2 separate regions of the Homo sapiens genome follow, and region 2 is linked to region 1. A link is an interaction called in ENCODE POLR2A ChIA-PET data of the cell type or tissue named here. Cell type or tissue: endothelial cell of umbilical vein. All regions are shown on one strand. Each heading gives the region's core, and the rest is flanking DNA. Links, peaks and the distances in the headings are about the cores only. Region 1 has its middle 12 kb from the start of TRT-AGT4-1. Region 2 has its middle 9.3 kb from the start of TRI-TAT2-3.

Region 1 (4,395 bases), core at 297-4,296:
TGCCCGCCTCGGCCTCCCAAAGTGCTGGGATTACAGGCGTGAGCCACCGCGCCCGGCCTCCTTATGCTCTTTTAAATATACAGACTGGGCCAGGGTGGAAGAGAATATGTATTTGTATTAGACTGTATTTGCACTTTTAAAAATCTCTGGAAAGATAGCAGGAAATTCATGACAATGGTAGCCTGTTTAAAATGCTAGGAACTGTACTTTGACATGATAGCACGTAAGAAAAATAAATTAATTAAATTAAAAAGCTGGGAACTGGGTGGATGAGAAAGAGGAAGGTGATATTAGCTGCATTTTTTTTTCTGTACTCAAGATGTTTGAACCAAGTGAATGTGTTACTTATCATAAAAATTAAGCCAGGCAGGGTGGCATGTACCTATAATTCTAGCTACTTGGGAGTCTGAGATAGGAGTGTAGCTTGAGCCTAGGAGTTCGAGACCAGCCTGGGTAACCTAGCGAGACCTTGTCTCAAAAAACTGTTTTCAATTAATAAAATTAAATAATTTAACACATACTGTAAGCATATAGTAAAGTGGCAATAATAGTATCTGGAATGGTGAATGAAGCCAAGTTATTTATTCAAAAAATAATCCAAGAAAAAATTGTAGACATCTAATAAGCAAGGCAGGAAACCACAGGTGTCCTCCCTAAGGGTGTCTGCAGTAGTGACAAGGAGCTACTATTCTCCAACTAGGAAGGAGACTCCACTTGAAAAGCGAGAGAACAATGATTCACAGAATTACTTTGACGTGAAAGAAAGGTAAGGCAAAAAGGGTAGGAGTCTCCCTAATGGCGTCCAAGACTGGCTTTGGACAGCCTATTAAGTGAGACCTGGGAATATTATTTTATTTTTTTATTTTCTTATTTTATTTTATTTTATTTTATTTTTTATTTTATTTTATTTTATTTTGAGACGGAGTCTGGCTCTTGTCCCCTAGGCTGGAGTGCAATGGCACAATCTCGGCTCACTGCAACCTCCACCTCCCGGGTTCAAGCGATTCTCCTGCCTCAGCCTCCCAAGTGCTGGGATTACAGCATGAGCCACCGCACCCAGCCTGTGTCTAATTTTTGTTCAACCCAATGATTCTCCTAAAATTCCCAGGTCTCAGGCCGGGTGCGGTGGCTCACGCCTGTAATCCCAGCACTTTGGAAGTCCGAGGCGGGTGGATCACGCAGTCAGGAGTTCAAGACCAGCCTGGCCAAGATGGTGAAACCCCATCTCTGCTACAAATACAAACATTAGCCGGGCGTGGTGGCAGGCGCCTGTAATCCCAGCTACTCCGGAGGCTGAGACAGGAGAATCGCTTGAGCCCGGGAGGCGGAGGCAGCAGTGAGCCGTGATCGCGCCACTGCACTCCAACCTGGGCAACAAAGAGGGAAACTCTGTCTCAAAAAAAAAAAAAAAAAAAAAAAAAAAAGGAGCTATGTCTATACAGTCCAGCTTCAGTGATCCGGTGCGCAGTGTCTCACGCCTGCAATCCCAGCACTTTAGTTGGTTGAAGCGGATGGATCACTTGAGCCAGGAGTTAGAAGCTAGCCCTGGCAACATAATTAAGACACCGTCTCTACAAAAAAAAATTTAAAAATTAGCCAGCCTTTAGTCGCTTATGCTGAGGAGGGAGGATCACTTTAGCCCAGGAGTTCAAGTGAGCTGATTACGCCCTGCCCTCCAGCCTGGACTACAAAGCAAGACCCTGCCTTCTCGCCGGTGGGTGTGGGGCGAGTCGCAATAGTGGTTCCCTCCGCATAGTGATTGGAAAGGAACTTAGGGTGCTCTTGAGCTGCATGCTGGTAGGCGGGGTTTATTCGGTTTGTGGAGAATCATCCAGATGAATATTTATATGTGAGAGGTTGATTTTTTTTTAAGGAATTGGCTTATGCAACTGTGAACCTGGCTAGTAATTGCTAAATCCATAGGGCAGGCTGTCAGAAAAGGCAAGCCATCGGAAAGGACAGGCTGGAAACAATATAGAAAATCAATGAAACCAAAAGTTGGTTCTTTGAAAAGTTCACCAAAATTGACAAACATTTAGCTAAATGAACCAAGAAAAAAGAAGAGCGGGCCGGGCGCGGTGGCTCATGCCTGTAACTGTAGCACTTTCGGAGGCCGAAGTGGGCAGATCACCTGAGGTCAGGAGTTCGAGACCAGCCTGGCCAACATGGCGAGAGCCCCGTCTCTACTAAAAATACAAAAGTTAGCCTAGCGTTGTGGCGGCGCCTGTAATCCCAGCTACTCAGGAGACTGAGGCAGGAGAATCGTCTGAACCCAGGAGGCGGAGGTTGCAGTGAGCCGAAATGGCACCACCGAAGTCTGGGCAATAGAGTGAGACTCTGTCTCAAAAAACAAACAAACAAATAAACAAGAGAGGAGACGCAGAAGACTAAAATCAGAAATGAAAGTGGAGGCGTCCGCTCCACCTACGCTGAGCCCGAGGCGGGAAGCTCTGGACACAGCCATTGACTGGCTGGCTGGGGCGCAGCTTGATGGCGTCAGGCTGACGAGCCGCAGTCCCTACGGCTGCACCTGGGCGAAGGCCGCCTGTGTGAGAGGCCGGTGGCCCCAGCGTGCCGCGGCCTTGGAAGTGGGAAATGGAGGCAGGAGCCCTCCCTACACTTCACCATAGGCTTCCTGATTGATTCCAGCATCGTGATTACCTCCCAGATACTATTTTTTTTTAATTTGGGTGGCTTTTCTTCATGTGCCAATTGTTTAAGAACTATGAGGTGCGTCAGTATGTTGTACAGGTGATCTTCTCTGTGACGTTTGCATTTTCTTGCACTATGTTTGAGCTCATCATCTTTGAAATCTTTGGAGTATTGAGTAGCAGCTGTCGTTATTTTTACTGGAAATTGAACCTAGGTGTAATTCTGCTGATTCTGGTTTTCATGGTGCGTTTTTAAACTGGCTATTTTATTGTGAGCAACATCCGACTACTTTTGTCTCCTCTGTCTTAGTGCATAAACAACGACTGCTTTTTTCCTGTCTCTTGTGGTTGACCTTTATCTGTTTTTTCTGGAAACTAGGAGATTCCTTTCCCATTCTCAGCCCAAAACATGGGATCTTATCCATAGAACAGCTCATCAGCTGGGTTGGTGTGATTGGAGTTACTCTCATGGCCCTCCTTTCTGGATTTGGTGCCGTCTACTGCACATACACTTTGATGTCTTATTTCCTCAGGAATGTGACTGACACAGATATTCTAGCCCTGGAACAGCGACTGCTCCAAACCATGGATATGATCATAACCACAAAGAAAAGGATGGCAATGGCACAGAGAACGATGTTCCAGAAAGGGGAGGTGCATAACAAACCATCAGGATTCTGGGGAATGATAGAAAGTATTACCACTTACTCAACAGGAAGTGGATGCTTTGGAAGAACTAAGCAGGCAGCTTTTTCTGAAAACAGCTGATCTGTACGCTACCAAGGAGAGAACAGAATACTCCAAAACCTTCAAAAGGAAATATTTCAATTTTCTGGGTTACTTTTTCTCTATTTACTGTGTTTGAAAAATTTTCATGGCACCATCAACATTGCTTTTGATCGAGTTGGGAAAATGGATCCTGTCACAAGAGGCGTTGAGATCACTGTGAATTATCTGGGAATCCAGTGTGATGTGAAATTTTGGTCCCAACACATTTCCTCCATTCTTGTTGGAATAATCATCGCCACATCCATCAGAGGATTGCTCATACCACGTTCTTTTATGCCATCTCTAGCAGTAAGTCCTCCAGTGTCAATGTCCTGCTATTAGCACAGATAATGGGCATGTACTTTGTCTCCTCTGCGCTTCTAATCTGAATGAGTATGCCTCTAGAATATGCACCATAATTACCGAAGTCCTTGGAGAACTGCAGTTCAATTTCTGTTACCATTGGTTTGATGTGATCTTCCTGGTCAGCAGTCTCTCTAGCATAGTGTTTCTCTATTTGGCTCACTAACAGGCACCAGAGAAGCATATGACACCTTGAACTTAGGGCTACTACAGACTGTTAGAGGCCAGTGGTCTCAAAATTTAGATATGAAAGGGGAAAAAAATGGAGGGGACCAGGGTCTAACATTTTATAAACAAACAAAATGCTGTGGTAGCATTTTTTACCTCTAGCATCCTCTTTCCTACTCAGGTGATACTGTGATCACGAGTAGCATCAGCTAGAACATGAGAGAGAGCAGTAACTCAAGGCAATACTCAGCAGAGAGCATCCTATGTGGACCTGAGGCTGGTGCAATGGCGGAGAGGAACCGAAAAACTAAGAGGGAAAAATACACCGGAACTCTGGGGCAAGAGATGTCTATGGTAGCTGGGCCAAACACATAGGATATCCATTTTCAGGTTCACATGGAGGTGGTCATAGCTTTCCCTTGAGATTGACTGTCATGAAAATCAG
Region 2 (4,395 bases), core at 171-4,170, 98 kb after region 1:
TCTCTACGAACTCACCAACACTTGTCTTTTGTTTTTTTGATAATAGTTATCCTAACAGGTATAAGATGATATCTCACTTTTGGTTTGATTTGCATTCCCTCGATGATTAGTGACATTGAGCGTCTTTTCATATGGTTGTTGGCTATTTGTATATCGTCTTTGGAGAAATGTCTATGCAAGTCCTTAGTACATTTTTATTACTATTATTGTTTTTTGAGACGGAATTTTGCTCTTGTTTCCCAGGCTGGAGTGCAATGGCGCAATCTTGGCTCACTGCAACCTCTGCCTCCGGGGTTGAAGTGATTCTCCTGCCTCAGCCTCCAGAGCAGCTGGGATTACAGGCATGCGCCACCACGCCCAACTAATTTTGTATTTTTAGTAGAGACGGGTTTTCTCCATGTTGGTCAGGCTGGTCTCAAACTCCCGATCTCAGGTGATCTGCCCGCCTCAGCCTCCCAAAGTGCTAGGATTACAGGTGTGAGACACCACACCGGGCCCATTTTTATTTTTAACCAGGTTTTTGTTTTTATTTGTTTTGATTAACTACTGAATTGTAAGAGTTATGTATCTTGGAAATTAACCCCTTATCAGATATATGGTTTGCAAATTTGTTTTCCCATTTAATAGGTTGCTTTTTTTTTTTTTTTTTGCTGTGCAGAAGGCCTATAATACCAGCACTTCGGGAGGCCGAGGTGGGTGGATCATCTGAGGTCGGGAGTTTGAGACCAACCTGACCAACATGGAGAAACTCTGTATCTACTAAAAATACAAAATTAGCTGGGTATGGTGGCACATGTCTGAGGCAGGAGAATCACTTGAACCCGTGAGGTGGAGGTTGCGGTGAGCCAAGATTGCACCATTGCACTTCTGCCAGGGCAACAAGAACGAAACTCCATCTCAAAAAAAAACAAACAAACAAAGAAAAAGAAACTCTTTTGTTTGATGTAATCCCATTTTTCTATTTTTGCTATTTTGGGCTATGATTTTGATGTCATAGTAATTAAATCATTGCCAAGACCAATGTCCTAAAGCTTTCCTCCCAGAGTTTTATATTTGCAGATCTTAGATTTAAGTCATTAATCCATTTTAGTTAATTTTTGTGAATGGTGTAAACAAGGGTCTAATTTCATTCTTTTTCATGTGAATATCTAGTTTTCTCAACATCATTTGTTGAAGAGATCGTTTTTTTCCCATTGTGTGTTCTTGGCAACTTTGTTAAAGATCAGTTGGCCATATATTTATGGATTAATCTCTGGACTCTCTATTCTGTTATTTTGGTTTATATACCTGTCTTTATGCTAGTACCAGACTGTTTTAATAACTGTAGCTCTGTAGTATATGCTGAAATCAGGAAGTGTGATGTCTTCAGCTTTGTTGTTCTTTCTCAAGATTGACTTGGTGACTTTGGGTTCTTTGTAGTTTCATATGAGTTTTATATGAATTTTATGGTCTTTTTTTCTGTTTCATAAAAACTGCCAGATAGATTTGGATACGGATTGCATTAATTGTACATCACTGAAAATTTTAACAAACATTAACAACATTTCACCTTCATGATTAAGTTTAATTCTTTTTTAAGGGGGAGGGGTGCTACTATAAATGGGATTGTCCTTTAATTTTTCTTTTTATGTAGTTTATTGTTTATTATTTCATGTAGTTTATTGTTACTGTATAGTAATGCAAGTGATTTCTGAATGTTGATTTTATATTCTGCAAATATATTGAATTTTTTCATTAGTATTAACACTTCTTTTTAATGGAGTCTTTAGGAGTGTCTCTATAAAAAGTCATGTTATCTTCAAACAGGCTCAATTTTACTTCTTCCTTTCCAATTTGGATGCTTTTGATGGTGTTGTTTTTTTCTTATGTTGAGACAGGGTCTTGCTTGAACTCAGTCTTCAGGTTGACTGATAATGCATGATTCAAATCACATGATTGGTATTTCTGACGAGGTTATGGGGTGTGGCCAGCCTCATCTTAAAAAAAAATACACTATACCCAAGCGGGGTGGTGGGCACTTATAGTCCTAGCTACTTGAGAAGCGGAGGCAGGAGGATCCCTTCAGCCTAGGAGCTTGAATCCAGCCTGGGCAACATAGTGAAATGCTATCTCTTAAAACAAACAAAACACTACTGTTAGGTGGTCCAGCTTTTCATTACACAGGAAGAGATGGGCTCGTCCTCAGAAACTAATCTAGAATGACATCTGACAAAGAACAGAACATAAATAATTCTGCTTTTCTAGGAAACTAATAACAGAAACCAATAGCCTGTTCTGAGGAGAACTGGGTGGCTAGGATATAAGAAAAATGGTAAGCTTTACACAAAAAATATTTTAAACCATGCATATTATCTATGCAAAATTTTAAAGAATTAACAAACTATTACATGAAATACAGTTTAGAAATGACAAGAGATGGAAAAGACTATATTTATGCTCTGGATAAAATCACTTAGGGGAGCATTTTAAGGATACAGATCTTCTCAGTTTATACCAGAAATAGAAATGGAAATAGGGGTGAACAAAAGTAAACAAACAATAAAGAAATCCAGAAGATCAAAATGGAAAAAAAAAAAAAGAGGGAGAAAGAAAATTTTTCTACTATTGAAATTATATTCCATAAATAATCTAAAAAATTATTGGACTCTGGCCGGGCACGGTGGCTCACACCTGTAATCCCAGCACTTTGGGAGGCCGAGACGGGCAGATCACAAGGTCAGGAGATCGAGACCATCCTGACACGGTGAAACCCCGTCTCTACTAAAAATACAAAAAATTATCCGGGCGTGGTGGTGGGCACCTGTAGTCCCAGCTACTCGGGAGGCTGAGGCAGGAGAATGGTGTAAACCCGGGGGGCAGAGCTTGCAGTGAGCCGAGATCGCACCACTGCACTCCAGCCTGGGTGACAGAGAGACACTCTGTCTCAAAAAAAAAAATTATTGGATTCATTTTCACATGAAGATAAAAATTTTAAAAGTAGAATACTTAGCCCCTTTTGGTGGTGGTGTGATATCTCACAGTAGATGTTACCCAACATGGGGACTAAAACAAACTCATTTCAAATTCTAGTTGTTAGCCAAGCATATATATCAATCTTTCATTTGGCAGGAGTATATGCCAAATCTAGGAGAACCTTGGAGTTTTTAATGCTTAAAATTTCCAATATTCTCATCTGGAATAACCAAAAAGAGATACATTTTACATTTTTTTCCCCTTCTCATCATCCACATCCAAATCACCTTATTTTTTCCTCCTTTCCTTTCTATTCTTCTTATCTCTCCCCATAGTTCTGACTTTACTCCGCTGTACTGTTTTGACCTTCTAAGAATATTTTTGAGCATCTACTAAGTATCATTACATTGGACTAATTATTTGAAAGGTTTTTTTTTGTTTTGTTTTGTTTTTGTTTTTGTTTTGAGACAGAGTCTCACTCTGTCACCCAGGCTGGGGTGCAGTGGTCCGCTCTCAGCTCACTGCAACCTCTGGCTGCCGGCTTCAAGCGATTCTCCTGCCTCAGCGTCCCGAGTAGCTTGGACTACAGGCACACGCCACCATGCCCAGCTAATTTTTGTATTTTTTTTTTTTTTTAAGTAGAGATGGGGTTTCACCATGTTGGCCAGGATGGTCTTGATCTCTTGACCTTGTGATCCACCCGCCTCAGCCTCCCAAAGTGCTGGGATTACAGATGTGAGCCACTGCACTCAGAAAATCATAAGCGTTTTTAAGATGCTTTTCAGATCCTGAATTCCAGCAGAAAGGCCAACACCAACTAGCGCTGACATTCATAAAGGAACTGAATCAGTGTGAAAATGCAGTTTCAGGCAGAGCACAGTGGTGCACACCTGTAATCCCAGCACTTTGGGAGGCCAAAATTGGAAGATCACTTGAGGCCAGGAGTTCAAGATCAGCCTGGGCAACATAGGGAGACTCTCTCTCTAACAATGACAGCAACAATTTTTTAATTTTACAAAAAAGGGCCAGGTGCGGTGGCTCATGCTTGTAATCCCAGCACTTTGGGAGGCCAAAGTGGATGGATCACTCGCGGTCAGGAGTTTGAGACCAGCCTGGGCAACATGGTGAAACCCCGTCTGTACTAAAAATACAAAAATTAGCTAGGCGTGGTGGCCATGGTGCCACATGCCTGTAATTCTAGCTACTCAGGAGGCTGAAGCAGAAGAATCACTTGAACCTGGGAAGCAGAGGTTGCAGTGAGCCAAGATGGTGCCGCTGCACTCCAGCCTGGACAACAGAGTGAGACTCCTTCTAAAATTAAAAAAAAAAAAAAAAGAAAATGCAGTTTTTTCATCTCCTCATCCCATGACTTTACCCTACACGTTTTTTTTTTTTTTTTTTTTTTTTTTTTGGAGACAGAGTCTTGCTCTGTCACCCAGGCTG

Evidence for each region. ChIA-PET counts read pairs that join two places held together with the same protein. Peaks named below come from ENCODE experiments on the same cell type or tissue, not always from the same donor. Only the 100,000 strongest peaks of a DNase experiment are listed, where the experiment ranks them.
Region 2: POLR2A ChIA-PET joins it to region 1 with 5 read pairs; 2 of 35 experiments call an interaction of 5 or more read pairs at or near these places.

What each region holds. Positions count from the first base shown.
Region 1 is chr6:27,736,584-27,740,978 of GRCh38, reverse strand. It overlaps the pseudogene GPR89P. Among named protein-coding and RNA genes, the nearest start is that of TRT-AGT4-1, 12 kb to the right of the region's middle. RefSeq lists enhancers at 2,273-2,612, 2,623-2,742, 2,206-3,405. In endothelial cell of umbilical vein, for the core only: no CTCF peak of the experiment used is centred there; a DNase peak (open chromatin) is centred at 2,468; H3K4me3 peaks cover 683 bases.
Region 2 is chr6:27,638,526-27,642,920 of GRCh38, reverse strand. No RefSeq gene overlaps it. Among named protein-coding and RNA genes, the nearest start is that of TRI-TAT2-3, 9.3 kb to the right of the region's middle. RefSeq lists an enhancer at 1-313. In endothelial cell of umbilical vein, for the core only: no CTCF peak of the experiment used is centred there; no DNase peak of the experiment used is centred there.